Linked DNA regions of Homo sapiens: regions 1 and 3 are each linked to region 2. The links are chromatin loops, found by intact Hi-C in ENCODE. Cell type or tissue: endothelial cell of umbilical vein. All regions are shown on one strand. Each heading gives the region's core, and the rest is flanking DNA. Links, peaks and the distances in the headings are about the cores only. Region 1 overlaps PPHLN1 (periphilin 1). Region 2 overlaps GXYLT1 (glucoside xylosyltransferase 1). Region 3 overlaps PPHLN1 (periphilin 1).

Region 1 (5,860 bases), core at 1-5,000, 200 kb before region 2:
AAGCAGGTTCTAAGCCAAGAACTGTGAACCATCCTGATGTACAGAAGAACCACCATGAGCAAAAAATGAAAATGGTCCAGGTAGTAAGTTAGTACCTTTCAGTACACAGAAAGTAGGGCACAGATATGTGAAGAAGAAACACATTTCAAAAAAGACTTAATGTCAAAAGATTTTTGGTGGCTCCTTATAATGTAATACTAAGGGAGGGGCAAACAGATAGCTACTCCATTTTGACAGTACAGAACAGCTATAGAATTCTAATGGTTCAGTTAGTTTAAGTTAAGGAAAAATTAAAGGCTGGAAGAAGGGTGCAACTTTTTTTCTTGATATTATTATAGCAAAGCAACCAATTTTCTCTGCAAAAACACAACTATAATATTTTCTAATACAAACAGACCCAATATAATGAATTAACTAGCCAAAGATGCCTAGGAAATCTTACTTTAAATTAAAAATTAACTTTTTCTCAAGACACACATTCAAGAGAAAAAAATTAGCTTTTAACATTATGCATGAATAAAACTGAATTCTCTGTCTACAATAAGACCTCATTTAATAATGTATGATTCCAAGCAATCAGTCTTTTAGGTGCAAGAACTATGGAAGCTTGAAAGGGAAGTAAATTGTCAACATTACTCCTCCTCCCCCACCTTTACTGAATCCACTAAAGGTTTCAGTCTAAAGAGTTAGATTTTATCCTTTTTAAGATACAGTACAGAGAAATAGTAACAGCAATGAAGTAAAGTCAAATCAAAGGGGAAAAATGTCAATAGCTATACCCAGAAGAAAAACAGACATATAAGCAAACAGTTCACAAAAAAATACAAATGGCTCTTAAAAATCTTTTGAAAAGATGTTCAACCTCCTTCAAAATAAAGAAGATGAAAACCAAAACTATAATGGCATACTTATTTTCATCCAAAAGCTCTGCAAAAATCCAACTGCAGTGATGAGATTAAGGAAAGCAACACTTACATAGGTTAGTAAAGGAGGTTGGCCGGGCGCAGCGGCTCACGCTTGTAATCCCAGCATTTTGGGAGGCCGAGGTGGGCGGATCACGAGGTCAGGAGATCGAGACCATCCTGGCTAACACAGTGAAACTCTGTCTCTACTAAAAATACAAAAAATTAGCTGGGCGTGGTGGCGGGCGCCTGTAGTCCCAGCTACTCGGGAGGCTGAGGCAGGAGAATGGCATGAACCCGGGAGGCGGAGCTTGCAGTGAGCTAAGATTGTGCCACTGCACTCCAGCCTGGGCAACAGAGTGAGACTCCATCTCAAAAAAAATAAAAATAAAAATAAAAAATAAAAAATAAAAAAAAGGAAGTATAATTGGTACAGATTGGGAAGAATTTGGCAATATTTATTAAAATTTTAAAAACACATATGCTTTGACCTGGCAATTCTACTTCTAGGTATACTTGTACACTTGCATAGCAAAGATTGAAAGGAACTTAAAATATCCATCAAAATAGCACAAATTAAATTGCTGAACCAATCAGTTACATTTATACAAAAGGAATATTTTGTATTCCTTTTGTAAATTGATCAATTATATTTATACAAAAGGAGTATTTTTGCAAACCATTTCAAAGAAAAGTAACCCCAGTAACAATATGAAAAGACTGCCAAGATATACTGCTAAGCAAAGAAAAGCACAGTAAAAAGACCAGGTATGAATATATATGCATATGTACAGACTACTCCTGGGAGTAACAAGAGAATGCAACAGCAATTGCCTCTGGGGAGAACTAGGTAGCTGGGCAGAGGATGAATATTTTACTGCATAATGTATATATACTATTATGTATTACAAAAGTATGTAACTGTTTTTAAAGTTCCTGAAAATCATTCAATAAGCATAACATGTGAAGTGATGATAAAAATGATGAATGTAAATTAATATACTAAAGGAGAATGTAAATAAAAATAAGGTTTTGTAATAAATGAGAAAAATAAACAATAAGAGTTCTAAAGAAATAGTATGTAGTTTAATACTGAAATATTAAAATTTACCGGTGTCCCACAAAAAATGTAACAATAACTACTATATTAAATACTACTATACTATACTTACTTGAGTCCTTTTAGGAATCAAATTTAACGTTTTCAACAATTTCCTGTAAGGGGGGGAAATACAGACGTAAAGATTTGTGTCTGTATAAACCAACCAATATAGAGAAATAATTAAATCTTCATTAATTGTATAAACAGAACTCTCAGGCCAAACTCGCTTCAAACACACTCTTGAAAATAGAAGATATCATTTTGGCCACCAGAGGCCACCCAAGTTTCATAAGAACAAAATTATAATAACAGAATTCTAGTCCTAGAAGTCTAGTCTAGAATTTTGCCAGTTGAGAGCTGGGCAGGTCATCTCTCTTATCCTTATCTCTGAGATTGTACTAGATGTTTAAGGTTGTTTTTAGCTGTTATTGTAAACAATGACTTCAAAATACCTCCATAGTTTAGTATGATGAAAATTACCATCTCCTATGGTAATTAGAAGACAGAATACACTAATATCACCTTATATTCAAATGGAAACTTGCAATTTTCTTTTTCTTTCTTTTCCTTAGACAAGGTCTCACTCTGTTGCCCAGGCGGGAATGCAGTGGGGCAAACACACCTCACTGTAGCCTTGACCTCCTGGGCTCAAGTGATCCTCCCGACTCAACCTCCCTAGTAGCTGGAACCACAGGCATACCACCACACCTGGCTAATTTTATTTTTTATCAAGTCATGGTCTTACTATGTTGCCCCCATGCTAGAACCTTGTAATTTTTAAAGGATTTAAAAATAGCTGATAAGTACAGCAAGCTTCCTGATTAGCGGCATATGTTGTTTATGATATTATCCAGGCTTAGGAAATTGACCAATCAGTTACATTTATACAAAGGTGTTCAGACTCCCAGTGAGTGATCATGTTACCTGCCACATCATCACTACATCTCCTCATATCAGTGCAGTTTCGATGGTACTCCAGAAAAGTTATCTAAGCCAACAAGATATTCAAACTGAAGAATCAACAGAACAATAGAAGGACCCTCTACATCACAATTAGGCAAAGAACAGAATTAGAACTCAGTGTGGAGAATACAAGCTTCATTCAGAAGTGCGCTAATAACTGGTTATGGATTATAAAAATCTCTTTCTCTTATGCCATATTCAATGAAGACGGTATGTTTAATATACCATCATGGGATATTTAATTCCAGAAAGAAAAGAAGCCTTTCTTAGAGCACTCCACTGGGCTATCCAACCACTGTTATGTTAACTTCAACTGAGGGCTGAGAGATTATGGAGGACTTGCACTCTAAGCAAAAGTGTCATGGAAATTGAGAAAACAAAGTCATAGGCAATATCCTTCTGTCAAACCATTAACACTCTGAATCCAAAGTCAAGATAATGGATCTGTTTTTTCATTTTAACCAAACTGGTTATAGTAGCAACTTAGGCTATAGTAACTCTGCATTCCAATCTAGTCAGTTTCCATTATTAAATACACTCAGGATAAATAGCTTCCCCTCCCCACCAAAACTCATTCCTTCGCTTTTTATATTCTTTCAACAACTATTGATAGCCAACTAGAGTTACTGAACAGCAAAGTCACATTGACCTCAAACTTCAGATGAACATAGGTCTTTGCACTGGCAATTCCCTGCACAGAATATTCTTCTCCAGATGTGGGGAAAAGAAAGAGAGATCGGACTGTTACTGTGTCTATGTAGAAAAGGAAGACATAAGAAACTCCATTTTGATCTGTACCATGGCTGGGCACGGTGGCTCACGCCTGTAATCCCAGCACTTTGGGAGGCCGAGGCGCGCGGATCACAAGGTCAGGAGATTGAGACCATCCTGGCTGACATGGTGAAACCCCGTCTCTACCAAAAATACAAAAAATTAGCCAGGTGTGGTGGCACGTGCCTGTAGTACCAGCTACTCAGGAGGCTGAGGCAAGAGAATCGCTTGAACCCGAGAGGCGAAGGTTGCAGCGAGCCAAGATTGCACCACTGCACTCCAGCCTGGGTGACAGAGCGAGACTCCATCTCAAAAACAAAAACAAACAAACAAAAAAAGATCTGTACCCTGAACAATTGTTTTGCCTTGAGATGCTGTTAATCTGTAACTTTAGCCCCAACCCTGTGCTCACAGAAACATGTGTTGTATGGTATCAAGGTTTAAGGGATCTAGGGCTGTGCAGGATGTGCCTTGTTAACAACATGTTTACAGGCAGTTTGCTTGGTAAAAGTCATCACCATTCTCCATTCTCGATTAACCAGGGGCACAATGCCCTGCGGAAAGCTGCAGGGACCTCTACCCAGGAAAGCCGGGTATTGTCCAAGGTTTCTCCCCAATGAGACAGCCTGAGATATGGCCTCGTGGGACGAGAAAGACCTGACCGTCCCCCAGCCCGACACCCATGAAGGGTCTGTGCTGAGGAGGATCAGTAAAAGAGGAAGGCCTCTTGCGGTTGAGGTAAGAGGAAGGCCTCTGCCTCCTGCATGCCCCTGGAAACGGAATGTCTCGGTATAAAACCCGATTGTACATTTGTTCTATTCTGAGATAGGAGAAAACCACCCTGTGGCTGGAGGCGAGATATGCTGGTGGCAATGCTGCTCTGTTATTCTTTACTACACTGAGATGCTTGGGTGGAGAGAAGCATAAATCTGGCCTATGTGCACATCCAGGCATAGTACCTTCCCTTGAACTTATTTGTGACACAGATTCCTTTGCTCACGTTTTCTTGCTGACCTTCTCCCCACTATCACCCTGTTCTCCTGCCGCATTCCCCTTGCTGAGACAGTGCAAATAGTAAACAATAAATACTGAGGGAACTCACAGACTGGTGCCGGTGCAGGTCCTCCATATGCTAAGTGTTGGTCTCCTGGGCCCACTGTTCTTTCTCTATACTTTGTCTCTGTGTCTTATTTCTTTTCTCAGTCTCTCGTCCCACCTGACGAGAAACACCCACAGGTGTGGAGGGGCAGGCCACCCTTCATCCAGGTATCTGTGGAATTAACTTTCCTGCCCTTCAATGTCACCTTCTTAATGTCACTTATAACAGATCCCCCAATCGTGCTATCTTTAATTAGCACTAATAATCTAAGATACCACATAATGTACTTTTAATACACATTAGTCCCTCACTAGTAATATTTCTACTAGTAGTATTTCTAGTAGTGAGGGTTTAATCTGTATTAAAAGTACACTATATAGTATCTTAGATTATTAATGCTAATAATAATAAAAAGCAGGAATGTCTATTTGTTCACTGATGAATATTAAGCTCCTAGAACAATTTGCACACTGTGCTCAGTATTCAGAGTGAATTAATATTCTAATGTTTCTATTAGAAAATATTTGAAATTCCAGGCCGGGCGCGGTGGCTCACGCTTGTAATCCCAGCACTTTGGGAGGCCGAGGGGGGCGGATCACGAAGTCAGGAGATCGAGACCATACTGGCTAACACGGTGAAACCCCATCTCTACTAAAAATACAAAAACAAAATTAGCCGGGGGCGGTGGTGGGCGCCTGTAGTCCCAGCTACTCGGAAGGCTGAGGCAGGAGAATGGCATGAACCCGGGAGGGGGAGCTTGCAGTGAGCCAAGATCGCGCCACTGCACTCCAGCCTGGGTGACAGAGTGAGACTCCGTCACACACACACACAAAAAAAAAAAAAAATTGAAATTCCAGACAACTAAACATAAATTTTAGAACATAATTAGTTAAGGTCATTGAAAAAAAAAAATTAACTGATGCTGGGGCTGGGTGCGGTGGCTCATGCCCGTAATCCCACCATTTTGGGAGGCTGAGCCTGGCGGATCATTTGAGGTTGAGAGTTCAAGATCAGTCTGGCCAA
Region 2 (11,521 bases), core at 2,589-7,588:
CGATAGCTTGAGCCCAGGAGATTGAGGCTGTAGTGAGCTGTGTTTGTACCACTGCACTCCACCCTGAGCGACAGAGCAAGACCCTGTCTCAGAAAAAAGAACCATAATTATTAGATCAGAGACTAGTCTGAGATGAGGTATTGGATTGCAGTTTCTGACAGGGTCCAGGATTTGTCATTTTTTTACTTTTTCTTCTCTCTCTCTTTTTTTTTCTTTTGTCAGAGAGGGTCTCACTCTGTTGCCCAGACCTGGTGTGCATTGGCATGATCACAATTCACTGTAGCCTCAAACTCCTGGGCTCAAACTATCCTCCTAACTCAGCCTCCCGAGTAACTGGGACTACAGGCACACACCACCATGCCTGGCTAATTTTTTTTTTATTCTTTGTAGAGATGGGGTTTTGCCATGTTGCCCAGGCTGGTGTTGAACTCCTGGGCTCAAGCGATCCACCCACGTCGGCCTCCTAAAGTGCTGGGATTACAGGTGTGAGCCACTGTGCCCGGCCAGCATTTGCCATTTTTCACTGAAGGGAAAAGGAGGTAAGAGTTACTGGATTTAAAGAATTGTGTAACCTGGGTGTTGGTTAGGTCTCTCACCTTGCAGTATCTGAAATGACATTCTGTTACTCCCCACTAGACAGTATGATCCATGTCCATTTTACTCACTATAGTGTTGCCAGTGTTTGGCCTGTGTAGGTAGTCATTCAGTAGAAAATTTATTGATTTACCAAATGAATGGTTAGAGGAAAGTAGGATTTGGTACTGAGACGAGGACTGTGAACCGGATGCTAGTTTTCTGTGAGTTGGGGAGGAACCAGTAGGTTGGTAGATCAGAATGGTGTGGCATTGTGGCTCTTTTACATGGCTAGCAGTTGATGCTGGCTTTTGACTAGGAGCTCAGTGGAGGCTGTTGATCTGCATTCTCTCAAGTGGCTTCTGCATGTGCCTTGGGCTTCTTACAACGTGAAGATCAGGTTCAAAGAGTGTTCCAAGAAATAGGATGTGGAGCTCTTAAGGGAAGGGCCTGGACATTGGTACAGTATTATATTCAGTATTCTATTTGTCAAAGCAATCACAGAGCCCACTTAGATTCTGGATAAGGGGAGTTAGATCCTACTTGGTTGGTTGGTTGGTTGGTTTTTTGAGACAGAGTCTTTCTCTGTCACCCATGCTGGAGTGCAATGGAATGATCTTGGCTCACTGAAACCTCCGCCTCCTGGGTTCAAGCGATTCTCCTGCCTCAGCCTCCTGAGTAGCTGGGATTACAGGCAACCGCCACCACACCTGACTGATTTTTTTTATTAGAGATGGGGCTTCACCATGTTGGCCAGGCCATTCTCAAACTCCTGACCTCAAGTGATCCGCCTACCTTGGCCTCCCAAAGTGCTGGGATTAGAGGCATGAACCACTGCGTGCAGCAGATCCTACTTATTAATAGAAGTGTCAGATGTGTGATCATCCTTAATCCACCATACTTGGCACCTAGTTTGGTACTAGCAGAAGTGTAGGGCTCTTGGTGTGGCTCAAAGCTTCACAAAATTTAAACTCGTTACTGAGTTGTTCAATATGTTGGTCTTGTTGAATTTAATTCTCATGTCTGTGGCTTCGTCATCTTGCATCAACTTAAAAAAAAAAACAAAACAAAAACATTGCCCCCAAATACAGTTTAATTGTAATACTGCAAGAGGGTCTTTTGAGTTAGAAGCTCCCTGGTGGATATTTCCTGAGAACAGGGAGTTTGAGGTGTGCTCTCTAGCTCACGTGGGCGTTTTCTTGAGACTAACGAAGATCAAGTAGTTTCAGCAACTTCTGCATGTTGGCAACATACACGTTAACTTTTCTAGTCAAATATTTGTAGGAAGATATTTTTGAAATATGGGGTAGTAAAGATACGAAAATGTTAATAGTGGTGGGTAATTTGTTTCTTAGGCTTTAAAAAATTTTCTAAACGGTACTTAATAAAATGTATTGATTGAAGTATTCGTAGAAACACAAATTTTCAAAATTTAATCATTTTTAAGTTGGAGTAAACAGGATTATCATAAGAGAAATGATCAGTACTGCGATAAAAAAATTTCAAGCTGACTCTAGTTATTCCTTGATACACAATGTTTCTCATTCAGGTCTGATTTTAAGACTTATCTGCGGATATTGGTGAAAAATTCAGCTTTTTAGGCCACTTCTCTGGGGAGTCTTGATTAACTGGGTATGGGATAGGATCCTATATCTGTATTTTTAACAAGTGACCTGAGGACCAGGCAGGTTTGGAAAACAACACATAACTGATTTGTTTTGTAACTTAAAGTACAAGTTGAGGCTGCAAATGGTATTGTTAAATATATATAATTTTAATTAATTTTATAGAAAAATTGAATTTGTTTTTGAGATTTCTATTTCCATGTTTCACTGTTGTAGAGTTTGACAGGGGATATGGAATAACCTGATTAGTTATCGTCTTCGTAGAACAAAGGTACACATTAGGTGTTGATTGTAAATAAATTGTGCATTTGTTGAAATAAAGCTGTGCTATCATCTGTATCTGAAAGACGGAGATCATACCTACCTTAAAACGTTTCTAGTGAGTCTAAATGGGTGTGAAAGTGCTTGAATCTGAAAATAACTCTGTTAGTTGTTATTACCATCAATGAGTCTGACTGTGTGGTATGAAATCAAAGACTTAAGAAAATACATAGCCATGCCTGAGAGGGTACAAACACAGATTTTCTAATCAAGTCATAAGTTTTACCGATACATACACATTTTCTTCTCTTTCTGGTTCAGCCTTTTAAATGAAGATATGTAGCCTTTTGTGCTATGCTAGAATGTGGTGTCCCTTTAGAGGAAAACAAAGTTATAATGTAACTTTTTTCTGTTGGTTAAGAAATTCCAACCTTGTTCTTTATGCAGTAGTATACACAATTACTTAGGCAGCATTTTAAAAACCACCAGTGCCAGACCGTTTCTAGAGATTCTGATTTAATAGGTCTTGTGTGGCACCCTCTACCAGGGCTAAGAACCCCTGCCTTAGACTGTTGCCATTTGTGAGAGATGTGATCAGATTTTTGCAAATCAGAAATTTCATAGACCATTTGATATAAGCACAGTAACTCATAATTGAATTCATAATGAGAGAAAACAAAGCTGCATAGTGATGAGATAATGAAGTGACCTGGTTTAGTGACTCACCCTGACTTCATACATACTTTAGTACCCAGTGACTTTTAGACTATTATTTTGAAAAGAAATCACGATGAAAAACAATTTTTTTGTAATGTAAGGTGTTTTCTTTTTTCCGTTTTGGCTCCAACATGCAACCTAACAAGAAAGACCAGACTTGATCTTCCATTTTAGCTTGTATAATATGGAACTGAGATTATGTAGATAATGATACTAGGCTGTGAATATCAGCATGATTTTCGGGTTTTTTTGGGGCAGGGAGGGTGGTTAAAAATTTTTTTTGTTTTTGTTTGAGACAGAGTCTCTTTTGCTGTGTTCAGCCAGGCTGGGGTGCAGTAGCACAGTCACAGCTTATTGCAACATCAAACTCCTGGGCTCATGCCATCCTCCCACCACAGCCTCCTGAGTAGCTGGGACTTAAGGTAAATGCCACCATGTCCAGCTAATTTTTTATTTTTAGAGACGGAGTCTTGTTATGTTGACCATGCTAATCTTGAACTCCTAGCCTCAAGCAGTCTACCTACCTCAGCCTCCCAAAGTGCTGGGATTATAGATGTGAGCCACTGTGCCTGTCTGTGTATGTGTGTATGCATGTGTGTATATGTATGTATATATACACACAGCAGTGGGGTTGCTGGATCATATGGTAGTTCTATTTTCAGTTTTTTGAGGAATCTCTATATACTGTTTTTTTTTATAGTGACTGTAGTAATGTATGTTCCTACCAGCAGTGTATGAGTGTTTCCTTTTCTCTTCATACCTTTGCCAGGATTTGTTTTTTGCCTTTTTGATAATAACCATTTTAACTGGGTGAGATGTTCTCTCATTGTGGTTTTAATGTGCGTTTCCCTGATGATTAGTGATATTGACCATTTTCATATACATCTTGGCTGTTATGTTTTATTTTTCAGTTTAAAACACCATACAAGTAGTTTGGATTGAGGATTAATTTAAAAGCATTTAAAGATCTTCTTTTCCCTTTCTGCCAGTATTGGTGGCATTTTTATTATGTTTGAGGATAAGCAAATATTTTGTTTGTCCCAAAGGGATTTTGTTCTAGGGGTATATGTGTAGCCTGTGAAGAAAATTTTAGAAGACATATTTGTCTGTGTTATCTGAGGAGGGGATTTTATCAGGAGACTCTCCGACGGAAACACTGTTTCCCAATCTATAGTATAGTCTACCTTCAGGGTTTTAAAGTTCTATTTAAAATAATGGTGCCCTAAGTAAGGGAGAAATCAGTTTTCCAAAATCTTTATCATAGCAATTTGGATTTATAATTTTATTTGCTTTAAAATAGAACAGTAAGTTATCGTGTTACTGAGTAAATTCCTTGTTAGTTCCAAACCAAAATACTCACACAGGACTCTTATTTCTGTCTTACTCTGTTAGGTGTAAAGATTTCTCTCTGTGTTACTGGAATCCCTATTGGATGCTGCCCTCTGATGTTTGTGGAATGAACTGCTTTTGGGAAGCGGCTTTTAGGTAGGCACTTAATATTTAATTGGTAGATCAGTGTAGATAAGGTTAGATAGTTGATAATAAAACCTTTGTAATAGGATGTAAGAATGTTTCTTATGATATTATACAAATAATTTATTTTCTTATTGGGTTTTCTATTTTTCCCATTTTGTAGTTGTTATTGCTATTTTTTAGTACATACTGTGTATAAATGCTTTAAATTTTCTTAGATGTTATTAAGACAAACCACTGTTCTTAAGAGAATTTATGATCTAACTTTTGGTAACAGTTGATAAAGTGATAAACTAGGATAAAAATAGGCTTCTACTGACGTTTACAGATATATCTATATATATAAAATATGGCATTTATCTAAAAGCTTGTGTACTATAGTGGATGGGGACAACTGGAGAAGGATTATATTCGTTATTAGTAGAGAGATTGAATACTGGGAATAGGAGGATAAAGATAAGTATTTAATGGAGGAGCAGATGGAGGAGCAGCTCCTGGCTACTTCTTCCTTTAATGTTTATTGACCTTTTAAGTTACTGACTAGTTCGGCTTTATTCACTTCTCTGGATAATGAAGGTATTGGGTACTCTGACCTCTTAGGTCCCTTCCTGCTCTAATCTAGAATGAAAGAAACAGGTATTGATAAGAATACGATAAGGCAGTGACTCTCAGACTATCTCCCTGATACAGTGGCAGAGGAGAGTGGGGCAAAGGTTTGAAATGCTCTTCCCAAGAGTAAAATTCCTTAGAAGAGTATCTATTTACTGCGTCTTTATGATTCATTTAAATAGTCTAGGTTGGGTATGGTGGCTCACGCCTGTAATCTCAGCATTTTGGGAGGCTGAGGCGGGAGTATTGCTTGAGCCCGGGAGTTCAAGACCAGCCTGGGCAACAAAAGCAAGACCCTGTCTCTACAAATTTTTTTTTTAAATTACCCAGGCATGGTGGCATGCGCTGGCTTGGGTGGGAGGATTGCTTGAGCCGTGGAGGTTGAGGTTGCAGTGAGCTGTGATGACGCCACTGCTCTTCAGCCCAGAGCAAGACCCTGTCTCAAAAAAACAAATAAAATAAATATTAATTCTACTCATTATATTTGCCACACGCTGTGCTAGGTGGTAAGCACTGGACTCTTGGGTCAGGTTAATTGTGGCTCCATCCTTTTGGAGCTTACGTTCTGATGGGAGTTTCACACTAGTAAACCTGAAATTACAATAGAGTGTGACAAGTTGTTGCTATGATGAGTCATCTTAAAGCATCAGGGAAGACTTGGAGGGAGTGACCAGATGATGATCTGGAAATTAGCTAGTTTCAAGGACAGGAGGTGAAGTGTTTGAGATAGGAAGAACTTCATTTTTAAAAACTTTTAATTAAAAAATTTATTTTTAATTGACAATAATTCTATGTATTTATGGGGCATAAAGCGATGTTTTGGTGTCTGTATATATTGTGGACTGATTATATCAAGCTCATTAACATGTTTATCATCTTACATATTTATCTTTTTTTTGTAATGGGCACATTTAAAACCTATTCTCTTCGCAGTTTTGAAATAAACATAATTATCTGTAGACACCTTGCTGTGCAGTAGATCTTGAGAACTTATTCCTTCTGACTGGAAGTTTGTATTGTATTCTTTGGTCAACATCTTTCCATCACATACTCTCTCCCACCCCTTCACCTCCAGTGCCTGGTAACCACCATTCTCCTCTCTGTAAGAACTGCATTGTAAGTATCTATTAATTGTACATATTTGTAAATTCTTGCATTCTCAATACAGTATGCATCCCATGAAGAACTGGTGGGGAATAGGTTCAAATCAGATAGTTTAGTTATATCCTGTTGCTGTGGAAGAGATTGGGTGATTGAAATTTTAATATGAGCCAAGTAATATTCCAGCTTTTAAAAATTAACTTTTAAAGATAATCTAACCTTTCAGTTTGGTTATACTTTTGGATAATTGAAGTTTTGTATGTTTTCATTCTTACGAATATTTGCAAATGAATATAGTATTGACAAGAACCACTTTGCCTTGCCACATAATTCCACTAGCTTGAAGCTGGGTAAACTTGAAAAGTTCAGCATACTCTGATTTATACAACCCAGACCCTTTTGTAAATTACAGCGTGAGTAATAATAATCTTTCCTCCTTACTGACTGCAGGAGTGTCCCAGGGAAATTTACCTAGTCGGAATCCTGGACTCTCTGCTTACCATTCCTTTTGTTTTGGCTCCTCTAACTCATTTTCCTAATGCTCCCAAGTATTCCGTGGAATAAATCATATGTGGATGGATACATAATGTTGTAAGCCTTGTGCCTGTAACCTAAATTTGAGACTTCAGAAGTTATATGCCTTTCCTCTGTTATACTTTCTACCCGTAATATTGCATCCATTATATCATGCTATTACATTTAAAAAAAGCAAACATTTTGTGTCATATAATTATGTAAAAATTTCTCAAACTTAGTTTCTTATTTAGAACTAACGATTCCCTCACATTTAATCACCCTATTTCAAATATGCATACAAGCCCAAATGCCATACAACTGCCAAATCATTCTTGCCCTCCATCTCAGTATCTACTTTAATACTGGTAAAGCTTCTTTGGAATTCCCCTTTACTACCACTTTTGATGTCACATTCTGCCTGGCACCAGGGGGCCCTTAGTTGGGTACCTTACTTTCCCAACTTGAATTATTTGTATAACTTTGATCAAATATTATTTGGGTGATCATATTCTCCCAATTAATTTATTATACAGTGAACATAATATAAAAACTAAAATGGCCTCAACTCCTATTACAAGTGTTTTCATCATTCATATCATCATATGCTTTTACATAGTTGTGATTCTGGTGTAGACTAATCTTGAATTTTTTTTTTTTTTTTTTTCTTGAGACAGGGTTTCACTGTCTCCCAGGCTGGAGTGCAGTGGCATGATCTTGGCTCACTGCAACCGCTGCCTCCTGGGCTCAAGCGATTCTCCTGCCTCAGTCTCCTGAGCTGGGACTACAGGCATCTGCCACTGCGCCCAGCTGTTTTTGTAGAGAGGGGGTTTCACCATGTTGCTCAGGCTGTTCTCAAACTCCTGAGCTCAGGTGATCTGGCCGCCTCGGCCTCCCAAAATACTGGAATTACAGGCATGAGCCACCGCCCCCGGCCTAATCTTGAATCCTGAGCTTAAAATTTTAATACTTTTCAGTGTAGTATGGTCTTCATATTTCTCATGTCAATGGCAACACACTATTCCATTGCCTCTCAAAGTGCTGGAATTATAGACATGAGCCACTGTGCCTGGCTTTATGTCTTTAAAACAAAATCAAAAATCCCTGCAACAGTTTGTTTTCAATCCTCTCTTTCCCTTCATCAGCAAGCTTCTTTTGAGTACCTCCCTACTGGCTGGAGGGGTGTGGCTCACGCCTGTAATCCCAGCACTTTAGGAGGCCAAGGCGTGCCGATCGCCTGAGGTCAGGAGTTCGAGAGCCAGCCTGGCCAACATGGTGAAACCCCGTCTCAACTAAAAATACAAAAATTAGCCAGGCATGGTGGCGCGCAACTTTAGTTCAAGCTACTTGGGAGACTGAGGCACGAGAATCGCTTGAACCCGGGAGGGAGAGGTTGCAGTGAACCAATACCACACCGCTGCACTCCAGCCTGAGTGACAGAGTGAGACTCTGTCTCAAAAAAAAAAAAAAAAAAGTTCCTACTGGTTTTGCTTCTGGGTTTTGTTTGGTTTGTTTGTTTTTTTGAGATAGTCTCACTTTGTCGCCCAGGCTGGCGTGCAGTAGCACCACCAGGGCTCACTGCTGCCTGGACCTCCTGGGCTCAAGTGATCCTCCTGCCTGAGTCCTCTAAGTAGCTGGGACTACAGGTGCATGCCACCATAGCCAAATAATTTTTTTTTTTAATATTAGTGAAGACAAGGTCTCGCTGTCTCGCTATGTTGCCCAGGCTGGTCATGAACAACTGAGCTCAAGTGATCCTGCTGCCTTGGCTTCCCAAAGTGCTGGGATTACAGGCATGAGCTACTGTGCTCAGCCTTGGTTTTACTTCTTTTAATAAAAAGAACTTCACACCTCAGCTGTCTGCCACCTGACTCTTACTGTCATCACCCCACCTCTGAATTATTGTTCTGGGGCTTAATTTTATTTCTCTTACCCATTTGACACTGTTTACTACTTCCTTTTTCTGTCAGCTCTGTTAGCCTCTGGCTTTTGAGACCAGACCAGTTACTCAGCTCTTTGATCTCTCTCCTCCTGGACTCCTCTAACGCTGCTTTCTAAATGATCTGCATTTCTTAGGACTCTGCTCTTTTCTCTCCCCATTCCCTGAATAGTCACAGGATAATTTGTTTAACTGATAGCTCCAATTCAGAGTTCTTTTCTGAGAGCCAGACCTGTATTTCTAGTTGCATATTGGTCATTTTTACCTTTCTGATTCAAATGCCTCAGAGACTCATGTTCAAACCTGAACTCATGCTCTAGCTCCTCAGACTTTCCTTCATCTGTGTTTTGTATCATGTTTACAACGGACTTTCTCCACATGTCAGTCTACATTAACTCTTCTTGTCTCCTTTCACACTGTTGCTCCTGGCTGCTTGCTTCCTTCCTTCTCCCTTAACCGTTGTACTCATCATTTCCCAAACAATTATAGTCTCCTCTCACTGCTCACTTCATCTCCCTTCTCTGTCTCCTCTTGGTTATTGTATTTACCGCATTTGTTGTGACTGTGAATCTTCATCCACTTCTAGACCGTTAACTCTGCAGGCTGATACCATATGGTGTTATCATTTAAGTCTCATGCCTAGCAAGGTGTTTGGCAACCAGTGAGAAACAAATGATTAACAGGATCATTTGTCTGGGAAGCTTTCCCCAATACCAGGTTAGATGTTTGCGTTGTGAGCCTCTTTAGCAATCTCAGTTTTTTTCTATTAAAACAATTACCATGCTTTCTTATTCTTTTAAAAATCAGTCTTTTCACAACAGGCTACAAATTGTATAAGGTGAAGATTGTGGCTTTCTTGCCTACCCCAGTGCCCATATGAAAGGAGTTCAAATATTTTTTAAAAAGAATGAATTATATCACTAAATTGTGTTTTAAAAATTATATGGCTGTAAGCCTGCACCAGCATTGTGTGAGTGTACTTGGGGTCATCATAACCTTAGCATTATTGGGAATTATAATTTTATCACTTATTAAAATGATAGCTTTTTGTTGATTATTTGTTGAATGTATTTCCACATTTAGTTAGCTTTTTTCTTTTGTTCTGTATATCATCTATTTGATATTGATAGTTATCTATTGAATTTTTAATGTTTATTTTATGAACTCTTAGAATAATATGTTCGGTTTTGCCATTGATTGCAAATAAGTTTCTAATTTGTTTTTTTATTTTACTTTCATTATACAAACTCTAAATTTTAGAATTATCAAAATATCAGAAATATTTTGTTTTAATGTACTAATTTTTCTATGACTTTAGTTTTTAAAAAAATCAGTTCTTTAAAATATTGAATCTTCTTTATGGTGGGAATTGATTTTAGATTTGTGAATTCTGTGGTCATAGGTGAATTTAATATTAGCTGTATTATTTTGAGTAGTTCATACCAGTTTTAAGAGATATATTTTCACTGGTTATTTAAAATTATATTTTAGAAGTTAATACTTATATTTCATGTTGGATTTTTAGATTTTTTTAATGCTTTATATAAAAATCCTAGCTTTTTTTTTTAAGTATTTTGTTTTGAAAGTGTTTTATATGTAACTCATGAAAGTAATTTTGCCTGGTATGATAATTTAGCACAACTCTTTTTTTTTTTTCTTTCTTTTAGTCCATTATGTGTTGCTGGGAACAACTCTTTTAATAGTAAGAGAAAAAGGTGTTGTTTTTCTTTTTAAGCATAACAGGTTAAGCAAAAAAGCTTTCCATTTTGTTCAACTGCAAGTTTTTAAAGATAGCTTCATGGCAGTTCTTTTTTAGTTTTAGTAGATGGTTATTTGAAATTTAATTGTTTAATTTGACTTTATATACTTCAATGGTAGTTTGTAGTCTAATTATGTATCTCTTTAAATAGGGAATACTAATTTAATAATAGGCTATAAGAACACACTGGAGATCATACTGTGAAATAAAACAAAATCAAAAAAGTTATTATGATTCCTTTATAGCAGAAATTTACTTAAAATAAGAAGTCAATTCTTAAGACTTAGAAGTTTATTAACAGTATTTGCATCTAAATTTGTTATGTAAAGCATTCTTTTTTTATGATAAACCCCTACCTCCTAAATTTTTACTTTGATAAATTTCAAATATGCAAAGGTTACAAGAATAGTACAGTAAGCATACCATACATTTTTTACCTAGATATTTATTATTAACATTTTACCACTTTTCTTTTTCTGCCAAACCATTTGAGAGACAGCAGGCATTAGGACACACCCCTAAATACATAGATTCAGCATGTATCTCCTAAGAACAGGGACATACTTTAATACAGCCATAATTGTCACTTTAAGTTATTTAACACTTTATAGAATATATATTCCTATTCCTATTTTCTTATTTTCCTGTTAATGTCCTTTGTATCTTTTCCTCCCCATTCAGGACCCAGTCAAGGACCATACATTGCATTCAACTCAGGTTGAGTTAGTCTCCTTTATTCTAGAACTGTTCCCCAGCCTTTTTTGGGGTGAAAAGGGGTGCTGTTATTGGTATCTTTTGTGATATTTTTGTTTTTGTTTTGCAGAATGTCCCTTAATTTTGATTTGCCGACTGTCTACTTATTATTAGATTCAGGATTTTTGGCAGGATTACTGCATGGGATATTGTGTTCTTCTTTGGGCATGCTATCAGGAGACATTTGATGCCTTAAGT
Region 3 (5,000 bases), core at 1-5,000, 240 kb before region 2:
CGAAACCCCATCTCTACTAAAAATACAAAAAAAAAAAAAAAAAAAATTAGCTGGGCGTGGTGGCAGGTGCCTGTAGTCCCCAGCTTCTTGGGAGGCTGAGGCAGGAGAACAGCGTGAACCTGGGAGGCGGAGCTTGCAGTGAGCCCAGATCGCGCCACTGTACTCCAGCCTGGGCAACAGAGCGAGACTGTCTCAAAAATAAAGAAAAAAAAATTTGTACTCTTGGTTCTCTTTTTCTATCACTACCTAACTGTTGAAGTCAGCTAACAAAATGAAACAGTATCAGTGAAATATGATTTAGAATGTACCCTTTTTCAGTTTGGAACAGAACCAGGTGGCTAATGCAAAAGTTATTTTATTTTAGGCAAGCACAAATTCTAAAATGTAAAAAACATACTGTCATATAGTTTCCATTTCTCTTTGCCATTAACAATACACCACACAGCTACCACATTCTCAAAAACACTTAGAAATGCCAAAGATTTCCCAAGTAAGACATTTCATGGCCAATTATCCCCTTCTAAGTATAGAAACTACTGGTTTTCAAGGTATATGCAATTTGCCCACCCACCCCCAGGACAATGTGGCATTGTCTAGAGGTATTTTTGATTATCATAACTGGGGAGGAGAGTACCATTGATGGGTAGGGACCAGGAATGCTGCTAATTTCCTACAGTGCCCAGGACATGCCCCCCAACACTACACACCAAAAAACTCTTCAGTCCAAAATGTAAATAATGCCAACACTGAGAAACCCTGCTATATACCTATTAAATTCTTGCTGAGTGTGCATCCTCAGTACATAGATTGTTGCCCATCTCTAAATAACTACTTTTTATAAATCACCTCTACTTTTATAAATTAAATTTCTTTATTGAGAAATACCATCAACTCAAAGCACCAAGTAAGCCCTAGTAGTAAAACCTTATAAAGCAAAACCATTTTAAAATGTCAAACCAAATCAAAATTACTAAATGAAACCATCATCAACTAAGCCTCTAATAAAAGAACACTTAAGAGTCAAACAGGTTTTAATCCATGATTTAACAAATGTACTGCAACATTAAAGAATACTAAATTTCAGACAGAAGAGTGCTAAGAGACATACCAATAGCATACAATTTCAAGTGCTTGGAAAATCATTTCAGCATCTTGATTGGCAGTCCATAGGATATAAACAGGCTGTTGTCCTAAAGTTCATTTGAACACTAGCTGATTAATACCCCAAATATATTGTCCCTTCAGACACAAGTAAGTTTCCCTGGGAAAAAGCAGAAAATAGCTTAAATTCATTTATGGTAAATGAACTGGTATAGAACACTAATAATGAAATAGAGCATTAAGGAATTCTAGCACTAGTTTAGTCACTAAAACTACAAGGGTCATACCAACAGCACTGGTTAGCCAGAGTGGTGATATGGGTATTAAATAAACAGGTTTTAGAAATTGTGTGAGGTGCTGGGACCCAATGGTGAGCCAAATGTACACAGTCCCTGCCATCACAGAACTCTCGGTTTAATAGGAGAGGCTGACATTAGACAAATATACATAAAACATGTGAATGCAGTCAAGAATGGATGTAGAGAGACTAACGAGGAACCTAACTTAGTCCAGGCAAGAGACAGTGGTATCTTAGATGGGACAGGAGCAGGTGAGGGGTCACAAATTTTACATATACAAGAATATACCCTCTAGACTTAATGGGATGTAGTTAACGTTTTACTAATAAAGTGTGAAAGACGGGATGCCAAGCTGATTCCCATAATTCTGGCATGATAGATTAATGAAATGAGAAAAATAAATTTAAGAAATGAGGATGCAGGTGAGAGGTCCACATTTTGATGGGAGCATGTTATATTTAAGATGTTTGTGTAATATCTAGGTAAGCAACTAAAGATACTAGTCTCAAACTCAGAGGACATTTTTGGCTATCAATATAAATTTGTCTGTAAATAGGCAGTACTTAAAGCCTGGTATAGAGGAAAGCAAAGGAAAAAAAGAACAGCAGGCCTAGAACGTGGGGCTAAAAAAACTCTACCATGAAGAGAGAAATGGGCTGTCGAAGAATGGGAGAACAGAGAAACATTAGAAAGGAGAATGCATTTATCATGGAAGCCAAGGAAAGAGTATTCCAACAAGGAAAATAAAGGTTTCCTACATTGAAATTATATGAGCTCTTATTGGTAACTTGCTTACAGGATAGAGAGGAAAGATTGCCTACCTTCCTCTATTGAAGAGACAAAATGCTGAACTACAGTTTCCTAATCTGACACCAGATGGCAGTAAAATCACAGCAGTACAGAGCTATCAGTGGCCTAAGGTGGCAGGATACACTTGGGGGATGTCAAGTGTCAAATGTCAATAGCTCAGAGTAGAATAATGTCTCTTCTCCCCTTCACATCAATCCTTCTTCTGCTCCCCACCAATTTAAGCAAAAACATCACAACAGGCCTCAATTTTCATAAGTATCCTTTTTGATAAAGTGGTAATATTAGCCATTTTTTCAGATATGTGTGTGTGTATTATATAATGTATATAGTGTCCACCATATGAACAGCACTATAGGGAATTACTCTTGCTTTGAAGAAGCTAAGTATATTGGGAAGGGGGAGTAGGGTGAGAGGGGGTGAGGACCAAATGTTTAAGAAGGCTGGTACAAAGCTACAAAGGTAACTTTGTAAATAGATGGAAAACTGATCCAGGTCTTAAGGAAAGATGAGATTTAGATTAATATTATCTAACAGAAATATAGCCAAGCCACAGAAGAAGTAGTCATATCTAAAGTAAAGAGAAACAGGTCAAATTAATTTTAGCATTTTATTTTACTTAACCCAATATATCCAAAGTATTACCAACATGTAATTGGCATTAAAAAAATTTGGTAAGCTATTTTACATTCTCTTTTTCAACCTAAATATTAAAAATCCAGTGTGCATTTTATGCTTACAGAATATTTCAGTCTAACCTGACGATATTTCAAGTGCTCAAAAGGTACATGCGGTTAGTAGCTCCCATATTGGACAGCATAGATTTAGATGGTGGGAAAAGCATCACAAACTTTAGAAAAAGCAGTAACAGATTAAAGTACTATGTGAACAAGAACTGAAGTAGTTAGAACAGTAAGACCTTAAAAAAGCAGTGAGTAAAAAGCAAAGGTAGAAAACTTTTAAAAAGAGAAATGATAGTATCAAACACTGCAAGTCTCGAGGAGACTATGCATTTAAGACCTAGGAGTTGGCCGGGTGCAGTGGCTCATGCTTACAATCCCAGAATTTTGGGAGGCAGAGGTGGGAAGACTGCTTGAGCCCAGGAGTGTAAGACCAGCATGGGCAACATAGAGAAGCCTGTCTCTACAAAAAATTAAAAAATAGCTGAGCGAGGTGGCACCCACTGGTACTCCCAGCTATTCAGGGGGCTGAGGCGGGAGGATCACTTGAGCCCCACAGGAGAGGCTGCCGTGAGCCATGATCGTGCCACTGCACTCCAGTGTATGTGACAGAGCAAGACTCTGTCTCAAAAAAAAAAAAAAAAAAAAAAAAAAACACCAGGCTGGGCGAGGTGGCTCACGCCTGTAATCCCAGCACTTTGGGAGGCCGAGGCAGGGCGGATCACTTGAGGGCAGGAGTTCCAGACAGGCCTGGCCAACATGGTGAAACCCCATCTCTATTAAAAATACAAAAATTAGCTGGGTGTGGTGGTGTGTGTCTGTAGTCCCAGCTATTCGGGAGGCTAAGTCAGGAGAATTGCTTGAATCCAGGAGGCAGAGATTGCACTCCAGCCTAGGCAACAGAGTGAGACCCTGTCTCAAAACAAAACAAAAAACACCTAGAAGTCATTTGATCTGTCAGTCCAAGAGTCCAGTAAAATTCTGGAAACCAAAGCAGATTGCAAGAAATTAAGATATAGCTAGTGAAGAAGTTAAAAGCTGTAACTTTTCTTCCAAAACAGGCTGAAGGAGGGAAGATGGGAAGGAATGGTATTTTGAGGAAAGGGGCTTATTTGACCACTACTGAAGGCTGATAGAAAAAAGCCAATTCACTATAAAAGGGGAAACTGATAACGCAAGACACAAAAATGTTAATGGTAAAGAAGGAGCCAAAAGTCAACTGGAGAAAGTGAGACAAAGGGACTAAGTAGAAGAGAAGAATATGAAAAGAATAAATAGAAAAACTCTTATTTCAAGAAAATAAAATACAACAGAGTTCTCATCAAAAGGCCTTTGTCTCAGTAATTACAGAAGTCATCAAAAAAGTAAAGAAAGAATGTGAATGGAGGCTTTATGCAAATTAGAAAGTTTTACTGATCCTCTGGGGCAAAGTATTAATTAGAGCAATCCTTCTCAAAATGTACGTCCATAGACCTACCTGCCTCAGCATTTGCAGGAAAGGTGATAGAAATGCAAATTCATGGGCATCAACCCTCACCAGCTGAATCAGAATCTCTAAGGGTGTGACTCAGGATTCTGCATAAGGCTTTCCAGGTGATTCCTATGCACACGAAATGTTAAAAAGGACTGAATTAAAGAAGCTCACTAGCATGTAAGGGCTGTATGTAAGTGAACCGTTCAGAAGTCAGAAAGCAGAAATTCAGAGTTCATGATAACGGCAAAACAATTCCCAGTGATGAAAGTAAGGCCTGGCCATGCCTGTGGATATATAAAGTTGAAAAATACAAGAAACAACTAGAGTTAAACATGGCATTAAATCACGATACAGAGGCAGATTGGATAGAGAAGATTGTGAGTCAGAAATTGTAATCATCAAGGAAGAAGGAATGGTCTCCTGGAAATTCATCAGAGAATACAATAAGACAGGGTGGTGTAAATGAGGACGTTCAAAGTTGACGTGGAAACAGAGGCTTGGAGAAAGTAATGAGGAGGAAGAAATATGCCCGAACTCATCTCAAGAATCAAGGAATTAGGAGGCAAGTAAGTTGGGGGGAAAGTTTCAAATCTCATTGCATTCCTTAACAACTGGATGACCTTGACCAAGTTATTTAAT

Evidence for each region. Hi-C counts contacts between places; a loop is a spot of excess contacts. Peaks named below come from ENCODE experiments on the same cell type or tissue, not always from the same donor. Only the 100,000 strongest peaks of a DNase experiment are listed, where the experiment ranks them.
Region 1: it touches region 2 in a loop (12-fold over the local background); 90 of 110 quality-filtered maps call a loop at or near these places.
Region 3: it touches region 2 in a loop (9-fold over the local background); 36 of 110 quality-filtered maps call a loop at or near these places.

Annotation. Positions count from the first base shown.
Region 1 is chr12:42,328,917-42,334,776 of GRCh38, reverse strand. The region is part of intron 1 of PPHLN1 (periphilin 1); the gene reads right to left. Among named protein-coding and RNA genes, the nearest start is that of PPHLN1, 5.7 kb to the right of the region's middle. In endothelial cell of umbilical vein, for the core only: a CTCF peak has its summit at 2,281 (motif pointing right); a DNase peak (open chromatin) is centred at 2,286.
Region 2 is chr12:42,122,899-42,134,419 of GRCh38, reverse strand. It overlaps GXYLT1 (glucoside xylosyltransferase 1), which reads left to right. Exons shown (of 8, transcript NM_173601.2): 2 at 4,569-4,661. Among named protein-coding and RNA genes, the nearest start is that of GXYLT1, 16 kb to the left of the region's middle. In endothelial cell of umbilical vein, for the core only: a CTCF peak has its summit at 4,628 (motif pointing left); DNase peaks (open chromatin) are centred at 3,159 and 4,609; H3K27ac peaks cover 494 bases.
Region 3 is chr12:42,369,654-42,374,653 of GRCh38, reverse strand. All of the region lies in intron 4 of PPHLN1 (periphilin 1), which reads right to left. Among named protein-coding and RNA genes, the nearest start is that of PPHLN1, 46 kb to the right of the region's middle. In endothelial cell of umbilical vein, for the core only: a CTCF peak has its summit at 2,272 (motif pointing right); a DNase peak (open chromatin) is centred at 2,303.